3 separate regions of the Homo sapiens genome follow, and all the other regions are linked to region 2. A link is a contact called in ENCODE Hi-C data. All regions are on one chromosome and are shown on one strand. Each heading gives the region's core, a stretch centred on a gene start or an enhancer-like site at or near the end of the contact. The rest is flanking DNA. Distances are from core to core; before and after follow the strand shown. Region 1 overlaps LOC107985038 (a long non-coding RNA gene). Region 2 holds the start of RFFL (ring finger and FYVE like domain containing E3 ubiquitin protein ligase). Region 3 holds the start of CCL3 (C-C motif chemokine ligand 3).

Region 1 (3,421 bases), core at 773-3,272, 1.1 Mb after region 2:
TCAGCCTGGACACCTTTCCCTGCTGGCTCTGCGTGTGCTCACCGCATTTCTTAGGATAATTGCATAGCCTCAATGAGTGCTTACAACTCTTCACAAAAACTCCTTGTTGAGTTAGCCTTAAATCTCCCTGGGTCTGTGTTAGGGGCTGGTCTGATAAATCCTCCTCCTTGGCCTCTGGGACCCAGGTTGGAGTGGAGGCCGCTGGAGCCAAAGCTGCCTAACTTCCCTGTCTTTTGCGGTTCCCATAGTCCAACTGTGATGCCACGGCTGCTGCTTAACTTCCTCTGCCCATAGATCAGGGCTTGGCTCAGCAGGGGAGCAGTGTGTTTCACAGCTGGGTGTGGGCACTGCCTGTCTCTGGGATGTGTTCCAAGTGCAGCATCCCACTAGGCAGAGACCAAGGAGAGCGTGGCCTGGTCAAGATGCATCCACAGCTCCAGAAGTTTAAGTGGGGTGCTGCCTGGGCTTCGAGAATGAGGAAAGGTATCCAACTACCCCACTGGTTCTCACCTGGGGGCAACTTTGCCACCCAGGGGACATTTGATAATGTCTGGAAACAAGTTTTGTTGTCATAATGAAAGGTGCTACTGGCATCTAGTGGGTAGAGGCCAGGGACGCTGCTTAGCATCCTACAATCCACAGAGCAGCTCCCTACAACAAAGAATTAATGAGCCCAAAATGTCAATAGTTCAGAGACTGAGAAACACTGCTAGCCTCAGAACTGCCGAGGAAATAGGCACGTTGAGATAAACAAGACTTTGCATTGCTAGATCCTAATGGTACCGGCAGCTGTGTGGTGTAAGACAGCTTGGACCATGAGTGGGCCTTTCCTTTCCCTCTTCCCCCAGACCCCTAGCCCAGAGTGGAAAGTTACATATCGGAGGCCTAGCGAGGCAGGTGCTGTTGGTGCCTCACCTGTATCCCCTTGGCACTCACCATGGCAGTAGCTGCCGATGACATTCTACAACAAGCACCTGGGACTCTCCACTTCTCTGCCCCAGGGCTTTTTCTCAGCCCACAAGCAGGACAGAGCAGAAGTGCCCTGGAGTTCCTGCCCCCAGGAATGGCCCTCTGTCATTGATGATGGGAGCTGGAGAATAGGTACAGCTCCCGTCCCTCGGGTGAGACAACTCTGCAGCATGTTCACATTGTCGCCCAGAGACCCCAGTGGGACGGAGCCTCAATTGTCCACAATAGTAATGGGCTCATTAATGCACCCTGCATTGCTTCCTGCCTTCCCCTTTCTTGTTCCCCAGATCCTCTGCTGATGTCACTTGGGACCACCTTGCAGATAGACTACTTCATTCCTTGTGACTGAGCCTGCTTGTGAGACAGCCCAGCCCAAGAGAAGCAGCCATATCCTTGTGCCTGCAGGAACCAACATCGTCTGTGCTAGGTTATGTGTTTACTCATTTGCTTACATCCTCCATTCATTCATTCATTTTGTCAGCCCACAACATTTACTGAGCATTGGCTATGTACCAGAAATTGAGAATTTCATACTCATATAGAGAAGGGGAAACTGAGGCTCTGAGATAAACATACACTTCTTCAAAGTCCCCCAAGAAGCGAGGGACCAAAACTAGAATATAAAGTCAAATGCATCTTATGCCTAATCTTACTACTGGTTGTTTCTCAACGGGCCATGCTTGTAATTACCTGGAGAGTCTTATGCAAATACAGACGTCTGAACCCCACTCCAGAATCAATTACTGTCTTTAGCACTGGGCCCGGGCCTCTGTGTTTTTTTAAAACTCACTGCCATCCGCCCCACACACATTGTCTGACTCAGGATGCAGCAAGGGAGAGGAATGGAGGCTCTTCTGTAACTGGGGCTGAAACTAAAGGCTGACCACCCTTCACCACCTGTCACAAGCCCCCTGTCCCCTTGGGGAAGTTGGCATCCTGTGGGGCAGGCCAGCTCCCTGTTGTTGACTTGACATCTTTGCTGAGTCATCTTGCCAAATTCCACCTAGACAGGCTGTGCTGTGGTTTCACTGCTTGTTTGATGATTGGGGTTTCCTGTCCTGCCATATGGTGAGTCCCTGTAAGGCATGGCGGTAATGGGGCCGCACACTGGCAGATGGGCGCTTCCTGACCCAGAAGCCCAACGGAGCTGAAGCCCCCAACTTCACTCTCACCTCTACCTGCTCCCTGGAAGGGTCAGAGATTGAGGTATTTCAGGCTAAATATAGAGGCAGGCCATTAAGAAACAGCATCTCCTCCCCTCTCCCCAATCTCTCTGGGCTTTCCATGTGATGGTTTAATTGCTCCTGCAATCTGTTCCGTTTCTCCCTTGCAGTGCGGGAAAAGCAGCAGCCACAGCCCATGGTGAGAAGCTGCTTTCAGAGATGGGAACAGCTTTTAAGAGGAAGAAGGAAGCTTCAGGTCTCAGAACACAGTTGCAGGCGGGCTTTATTTTTAGAGGTCTCCGCAGAGATTCTGCCCCCTGTTCAGGTCTCGCCAGACACCAGGCCTGGCTTTGGAATTGGGGGTTGGGGGGCAGGCACCGTTTTATTTGGATCAGTGTAGCAGGAAGGGCACTGGGCTTGAAGTCAGGCAAACTTGTGAGAAAGTCATTTAACCTCAAGGACAGGAAATGCCACTCGCTCTGGCAACATGGGGATGTGGAGGAAGGGAGGGAGCACAGTAGATGGCACACAGTAAGCCCAGAGTGTGGGTCTGCCACCCTTGGCACAATACGGGTATTGACAAGAGTCTTGGGCTCATTAGTTGTGTGGCCTTGGTTTTCACATCTGTAAAATGGGGGTAATAATAGCAGCTGCTTCCAGGACTGGCTACATAGTTTGCAGGGCCCTGAACAGAATGACAATGTGAGGCCCCGAGTTGAAAAAGCTTTAACAATTTCCACACAGTGAGAGCAGAGCATTAAACCAGGCATGGGAGCACAGCCTTCTGAGCACAGGGCCCTGTGCAACTACACATCTTGTCACATCTTGTCTACTCACAGGGGTGTGGTGAGGAATTAATGAGACACTGCATGTCAAGTGCTTCTGACACTGGCAGCCTTTATTACTACTACTAATTGAGCATCAGATATACTGTCGAGAGCAGTGTTACCCATTTTGCTATGGCGTATATTAGAGGGAGAAATAGATTAAGATGGAATTTCATGGTGTCTCCAATGGCAAGCTATAGTTAGGACTTTATAAGGTAACAGTGGGGTGTAACTGAAGACTTTTGAGCCACCTTCAAAGTTGTGTTTAAGAATTCGAATCAGGCCAGGCGTGATGGCTTATACCTGTAATCCTGGCACTTTGGGAGGCTGAGGGGGGTGGATTGCTTGAGTTTCGGAGTTCAAGATTAGTCTGGGCTATGTGGAGAAACCACGTCTTTCAAAAAATACAAAAGTTAGCCATGCATGGTAGTGCATGCCTATAGTTCTAGCTACTTGGGAGGC
Region 2 (3,600 bases), core at 214-2,713:
TCATACTAGAATTTGTAACTTATCATCAACTACAGAAATTTTTTTTAAAGTGTGGTTGAAGAGATAATGGTTGTCAGCTGCTATAAAGATGTGTTTATCATTCAGAAAGGACTAATTAACATGTACTATAGGGAAACTTCTTTAAACAAAGCCATTTTCTGAAAGGAAAACACTGAAGGGGAGGAAATAAAACAGGGAACATTTTATAATACCTTATCAAAGCTCAGCGTGGCTATCCTACTGGAATAATGTAATTAAGGAGAATTAAGTGAGTTGGATAAATAACTTTTTAAAACTAGCCCCTTGAATAGAAAATTAAGTAGTATAGTTTTTAAACTCAAATTCTGTCTGCACGTACATTTTAATTAACCTAACATTATTGAATGACAAGCTGAGTTGGCAGCTACATCCAGAGTTCATGCCATGTGAGACCTACCTTAAAGGATGAACGAAGCTGGGTGCAGAGGCCTCAAATGCCCTGCTAAGAAATAGCTGATGGCCTTGGGGAACTGTCATACATTTTAAGCAGGAAACAGAAGGATCTAATAGGAACTTTAGTTTCTCTCTTGTCAAATTAAAGCACACAAAAAGCAAGGACTTGATCTTTTTTTTTTTTTTTTGTATAACACCAATGTCAATTCTAGCCTGTCAGGGCAAATTCAGTAATTAATAGCTGTTGATGAGCCAGTCATTCTAGATTGATTTTTTAAATAAGCAGGCTAATAAATGAGAATTGACATAAATTTAGGGATGTCTCTTTTCAGAGCAAGTGTTAAGGTGATTTTCATAGTCTTCTGTATTCCCTATGCATCCAGTAGGTGTGATGGTAAATGATTTGGCTTTAGCATAGAGAATGTGGCAGCTGATTAAAAAAAAAAAATTCCAGTGCATCTATCTTAATGAGAGAACTTGAGTTGTCTGAAGAAATAGAGAGGTCAGAGGAGGCCTAGTGGGAAAAAAGAACAATGAGCCTGGTTAGAACTGACAAAAATTCACCCTAATGATTTGACTGGCTAATGATGACTGGGCAAGTTCCCTGAGTCCACTGACCCAGATGTTCTAATTTGTAAATGCAAAGTGACTTATTTATCAGCCTCCTGGGGAAATCTTCAGAGCTGTGAACCTGCTATGTTCAGTAATCTTGCTGGCCCCAGCCCCAGCCTGTTCTCAGATGAAATTTTAGAAACTGGCCACTGGAACTTTTTGGGTAAGGGCTCTGGAGGTGGCCAAGTTACCAGTAGTGGGGGAATGAGGTTTACCTGCCCCCAGTAATCAGCACTTGATTTAAAACAATCAGTGAGCTGCCTCTTCTTTCCTAGGTTGCAGTTGACTGCGGTTGGTTCAGGCTGAGTTGTTTGGGAAGTACAAATTTTGCCCAGCGTGAGTCAGCACTGCCCTGGGTAAACTCCCTGCTGTGTTGCAATCTTGCTTACCAAAGATACATCCCCAGGCGGCACCATTCACTTCACATGAAAGCCGCTGCTCTTGGTTCCTGAGATGATCTCATCTGAACATGGCTCCAGCGACCTCAGCCACAGGAACTAGAGACAGCTTGCTTTCTGTCGTGGCAATGTTTTGAAACTGGCAAAATCAGGTAACCTCAAACTGTTTTCTTAAGTTTCATTAGCTAGATGAAGCTGCATTAGAAACTGGGAAAATCCTGTCTTCAGAAGTGAGTCAGGTTTTTTTTTTTTTTTTTTTTTTTTTTTTTTTTGAGACGGAGTTTCACTCTTGTTGCCCAAGCTGGAGTGCAATGGTGTGATCTCGGCTCACTGCAACCTTCACCTCCCGGGTTCAAGTGATTCTCCTGCCTCAGCCTCCCAAGTAGCTGGGATTATAGATGTGCGCCACCATGCCCGGCTAATTTTGTATTTTTAGTAGAGACAGGGTTTTGCTGTGTTGGTCAGTCTGGTTTCGAACTCCCAAGCTCAGGTGATCCACCCTCCTCAGCCTCCCAAAGTGCTGGAATTATAGGCATGAGCCACGGCCCCCGGCCAGAAGTTTTCTTTCATTTGAGTTCTGGATGTGGAGTTAGGTCCAATTAAATCACTGATTATATAAATCTTAGAAAAGTAAAACGTTAGGTTTACAGCTTTATCCGTCATTTGCTCTTGTATTTTGTTTTTTTGTGTGTATCTTGTGAGAAACACTTTAGTCAAACTAAGCCATTGTTAAAGGAAAAGAAGTGAAGGCATTTGGTTGCCTTCCTAATAACTAAATATTGAGTTGTGGAGAACACTGTCTTATCAGTGAGTTTGTTCCCATATTCCTTTCTGAATTAATAGGAAGAACCTCCCTCATCTCTAATTCTACTAGGCTACTACTCTATCTCCCTCCTGCTTTTCATCGCCAAACTTTTGAGTCCTTCACCTAATCAGACTATGATATCTCTAGGTAGTCGTCACCCTCCAAATTACGTTTCTGCTCCTTATAATTCCAACAAATTGCCCACGTTCTCTTTCACCTCAGACCTTAGCATATGTAAGCGTTCTTTTACACACCTTCCCCAAGCTTAATCTGGCCAACTGGTTTCAGCCTAGAAGTCACCTCTTCCATGAAGCCTCTTCTTACTTACCAGGGTTGAGTACTCAGGAGAACCTGGTATTTACTCCAATCATAGTATGTATTGAGAATCAGGGTCTGCTTTGCTAGAATTGTATCCATGGTACGTTGCACATAGTAGGTTCTCAGTAAGGGTAGAATGAGCAAGAGCCTGTACTGTACTTTCTCAACTCTGATCCTCTCATCAACTCTTTTTTTTTTCTTCTGAGAGGAATCTTGCTCTGTCACCCAGGCTGCAGTGCAGTGGTGTGATCTTAGCTCACTGCAACCTCTGCCTTCCTGGTTCAAGCGATTCTCCTGCCTTAGCCTCCTGAGTTGCTGGGACTACAGGTACGTGCCACCACGCCCAGCTAATTTTTGTATTTTTAGTAGAGACAGTGTTTCACCATGTTGGCGAGGATGGTCTCGATCTCTTGACCTCATGGTCCACCTGCCTTGGCCTCCCAAAGTGCTGGGTTTACAGGTGTGAGCCACCGCGCCCGGCCTTGTTCATTCTTTTTATGCTCACATCTTTAAATGTGCTAAACCCTGTTGATTTTGTTGGAGTACTGTTTGATGTGTGGCTTTTCTTCATTCCCACTGTCATTGCCTTAATTTACCAGAGGTCAAAACTGGACGTTTAAAGTCAGGCTGGGCACGGTGGCTCACGCCTGTAATCCCAGCACTTTGGGAGGCCGAGGTGGGCAGATCACCTGAGGTCAGGAGTTTGAGACCAGCCTGGCTAACATGGTGAAACCCCATCTCTACTAAAAACAAAAAATTAGCTGGGCGTGGTGGCACGTGCCTATAATCCCAGTTACTCAGGATGCTGAAGCAGGAGAATCACTTGAACCCAGGAGGTGGAGGTTGCAGTGAGCGAGGATCACACCACTGCACTCCAGCCTGAGCAACAGTGAGACTCCATATCAAAAAAAAAAAAGAGTTTGAGACCATCCTGGCCAACATGGTGAAACCCTGTCTGTATTTAAAAAAAAAAAAAAAGGCACGCCACGCATGGTGGCCAGTGCCTGTGGTACCAGCTACCCAGCAGGCTGAGAA
Region 3 (3,589 bases), core at 494-2,993, 1.0 Mb before region 2:
AGTTATCCAGACACAACTAAAGTTCCATCCCTTCCATGAAGCCTTCCCCAACCCTCTGGTGGAAGGTCACTTCTTCCCCTCGTGGGATTCTGAGCTTTCATTTCTTTTTCTACTAGGAGTCCTAGCACTTTCGGCTAAATGCTACAATTACCTGTTCATACACTCTACCTGCCCCCACGAGATCAGGGGCATCTCAGAAACAAAGATCATTAAAACCAACTAAATCTATTTCTCATTATAAAATGAGGTATGCTGATTGATTGTGAAAGAATAAAATAACAAAGTATGGAAAAGAAAAAAAAGCATATAATCTGGCTGAGAAGGTAGAGACCCTTCCACACCACTGAAATTATGTATTGAAAAGAATAAGTAAAAAACTGCTTCAATTTGGCATGATTTATGTAAGTATAGTATAGGATCCTTAAAATGGTTCAAAGAAATGGGAAATCAAGACTTCATTTTGGCCAAAACCATTGAACAGAAACTTCAGCATATTTATCAATAATTTCTTTCAGATTAAACAACTGACAACAACCTATTTTTCAACCAGTGATGTTGGAAATGTTTTTTTAAAAATTAGTTTATAAATTTGTGGGCTGACCAAGAAGGTAATAAAGTCTAACTAAGTAAAATGAGAAAAATTCAGAAAAAGAAAAAAATAAGAAAATAAATCACCCAGGGACCTATCACACAAATATAAGAACTATTCATTCTTTAAGGCATGTATTTCCAAGCCTTTGTATTTTTTTCCATGCTTAGGGTTGGCAAGGAATATATATATATTTGTACAAATATATATGTGTATATGTACAAATACATGTATATATAGTACAAATATATATATATATTTGTACAATTCTTCAGACTTTGTAGAATTTGTATAATGTCGTATCTTGCTTTTTTTAACCACTGATGTTATAAGCATATTTATGCCACTTCATTCATTTTAGAGACTTAATAATAAATGATCTAGTGGATAATTTATCATTCCCTGATGGAGAAAAATTTAGCTTTGTTTATTTTAGAGTTATAAACGATGCTGGGTCAGGTATCTTTATGTTTGAAGATGGCTCCATATTTGGGTTGTTTCCACAGAACTCTTTCCTAGAAATGCTTTTTCTAGGTTAATGGCTACAGATATTTCTAGGCACCTGACATATTGACACCCACCTCTAAAGTATTTTTATGATCCACAACTAGCGTTTAACACAGCGCCCTAGTCACTACATGACTAATAAATAGACAAATGACTGAAACATGACCTCATGCTTTCTATTCCTCCAGCTTTCATTCAGTTCTTTGCCTCTGGGAGGAGGAAGGGTTGTGCAGCCCTCCACAGCATCAGCCCATCAACCCTATCCCTGTGGTTATAGCAGCTGAGGAAGCAGAATTGCAGCTCTGTGGGAAGGAATGGGGCTGGAGAGTTCATGCACAGACCAGTTCTTATGAGAAGGGACTGACTAAGAATAGCCTTGGGTTGACATATACCCCTCTTCACACTCACAGGAGAAACCATTTCCCTATGAAACTATAACAAGTCATGAGTTGAGAGCTGAGAGTTAGAGAATAGCTCAAAGATGCTATTCTTGGATATCCTGAGCCCCTGTGGTCACCAGGGACCCTGAGTTGTGCAACTTAGCATGACAGCATCACTACGCTTAAAAATTTCCCTCCTCACCCCCAGATTCCATTTCCCCATCCGCCAGGGCTGCCTATAAAGAGGAGAGCTGGTTTCAGACTTCAGAAGGACACGGGCAGCAGACAGTGGTCAGTCCTTTCTTGGCTCTGCTGACACTCGAGCCCACATTCCGTCACCTGCTCAGAATCATGCAGGTCTCCACTGCTGCCCTTGCTGTCCTCCTCTGCACCATGGCTCTCTGCAACCAGTTCTCTGCATCACGTGAGTCTGAGTTTCGTTGTGGGTATCACCACTCTCTGGCCATGGTTAGACCACATCAATCTTTTCTTGTGGCCTAAAAGCCCCCAAGAGAAAAGAGAACTTCTTAAAGGGCTGCCAAACATCTTGGTCTTTCTCTTTAAGACTTTTATTTTTATCTCTAGAAGGGGTCTTAGCCCCCTAGTCTCCAGGTATGAGAATCTAGGCAGGGGCAGGGGAGTTACAGTCCCTTTTACAGATAGAAAAACAGGGTTCGAAACGAATCAGTTAGCAAGAGGCAGAATCCAGGGCTGCTTACTTCCCAGTGGGGTATGTTGTTCACTCTCCAGCTCACTCTAGGTCTCCCAGGAGCTCTGTCCCTTGGATGTCTTATGAGAGATGTCCAAGGCTTCTCTTGGGTTGGGGTATGACTTCTTGAACCAGACAAAATTCCCTGAAGAGAACTGAGATAAGAGAACAGTCCGTTCAGGTATCTGGATCACACAGAGAAACAGAGAACCCACTATGAAGAGTCAAGGAGAAAGAAGGATACAGACAGAAACAAAGAGACATTTCTCAGCAAAAATGCCCAAATGCCTTCCAGTCACTTGGTCTGAGCAAGCCTGCCTTCCTCAACTGCTCGGGGATCAGAAGCTGCCTGGCCTTTTCTTCTGAGCTGTGACTCGGGCTCATTCTCTTCCTTTCTCCACAGTTGCTGCTGACACGCCGACCGCCTGCTGCTTCAGCTACACCTCCCGGCAGATTCCACAGAATTTCATAGCTGACTACTTTGAGACGAGCAGCCAGTGCTCCAAGCCCGGTGTCATGTAAGTGCCAGTCTTCCTGCTCACCTCTATGGAGGTAGGGAGGGTCAGGGTTGGGGCAGAGACAGGCCAGAAGGCTATCCTGGAAAGGCCCAGCCTTCAGGAGCCTATCGGGGATACAGGACGCAGGGCTCCGAGGTGTGACCTGACTTGGAGCTGGAGTGAGGCATGTGTTACAGAGTCAGGAAGGGCTGCCCCAGCCCAGAGGAAAGGGACAGGAAGAAGGAGGCAGCGGGACACTCTGAGGGCCACCCCTACTGAGTCACTGAGAGAAGCTCTCTAGACAGAGATAGGCAGGGGGCCCCTGAAAGAGGAGCAAGCCCTGAGCTGCCCAGGACAGAGAGCAGAATGGTGGGGCCATGGTGGGCCCAGGATTCCCCTGCTGGATTCCCCAGTGCTTAACTCTTCCTCCCTTCTCCACAGCTTCCTAACCAAGCGAAGCCGGCAGGTCTGTGCTGACCCCAGTGAGGAGTGGGTCCAGAAATATGTCAGCGACCTGGAGCTGAGTGCCTGAGGGGTCCAGAAGCTTCGAGGCCCAGCGACCTCGGTGGGCCCAGTGGGGAGGAGCAGGAGCCTGAGCCTTGGGAACATGCGTGTGACCTCCACAGCTACCTCTTCTATGGACTGGTTGTTGCCAAACAGCCACACTGTGGGACTCTTCTTAACTTAAATTTTAATTTATTTATACTATTTAGTTTTTGTAATTTATTTTCGATTTCACAGTGTGTTTGTGATTGTTTGCTCTGAGAGTTCCCCTGTCCCCTCCCCCTTCCCTCACACCGCGTCTGGTGACAACCGAGTGGCTGTCATCAGCCTGTGTAGGCAGTCATGGCACCAAAGCCACCAGACTGACAAATGTGTATCGGATGCTTTTGTTCAGGGCTGTGAT

Evidence for each region. Hi-C counts contacts between places; a loop is a spot of excess contacts on that map. Pooled maps may share reads with other maps.
Region 1: a pooled map shows a loop between it and region 2 (17-fold over the local background). The contact joins the enhancer-like site here to the promoter of RFFL in region 2. A Hi-C loop is called at or near these places in 4 of 37 single-sample maps with no recorded cell type and 3 of 50 pooled maps.
Region 3: a loop to region 2 is called in a map with no recorded cell type, with 10 times the contacts of the local background. The contact joins the promoter of CCL3 here to the promoter of RFFL in region 2. A Hi-C loop is called at or near these places in 2 of 37 single-sample maps with no recorded cell type and 6 of 50 pooled maps.

The regions. Positions count from the first base shown.
Region 1 is chr17:33,967,354-33,970,774 of GRCh38, reverse strand. All of the region lies in intron 1 of LOC107985038 (a long non-coding RNA gene), which reads left to right. It also overlaps a transcript of ASIC2 not described here. Among named protein-coding and RNA genes, the nearest start is that of LINC01989, 210 kb to the left of the region's middle. RefSeq lists enhancers at 2,482-2,531, 2,542-2,611, 2,632-2,701. Within about 2 kb of position 2,022, at least 2 of the 41 ENCODE cell types and tissues checked have a DNase peak (open chromatin) inside an H3K27ac peak, as active enhancers do.
Region 2 is chr17:35,061,570-35,065,169 of GRCh38, reverse strand. It overlaps RFFL (ring finger and FYVE like domain containing E3 ubiquitin protein ligase), which reads left to right and starts at 1,463. Exons shown (of 7, transcript NM_001017368.2): 1 at 1,463-1,594. The region is part of intron 5 of RAD51L3-RFFL (RAD51L3-RFFL readthrough); the gene reads left to right. RefSeq lists enhancers at 1,282-1,381, 831-1,626, 713-1,912 and a silencer at 1,622-1,691.
Region 3 is chr17:36,088,297-36,091,885 of GRCh38, reverse strand. CCL3 (C-C motif chemokine ligand 3) reads left to right here and starts at 1,743. Exons shown (of 3, transcript NM_002983.3): 1 at 1,743-1,900; 2 at 2,589-2,703; 3 at 3,124-3,589. The coding sequence starts at 1,828. The coding sequence ends at 3,214. CCL3-AS1 (CCL3 antisense RNA 1) reads right to left here. Exons shown (of 3, transcript NR_186417.1): 3 at 2,024-2,340.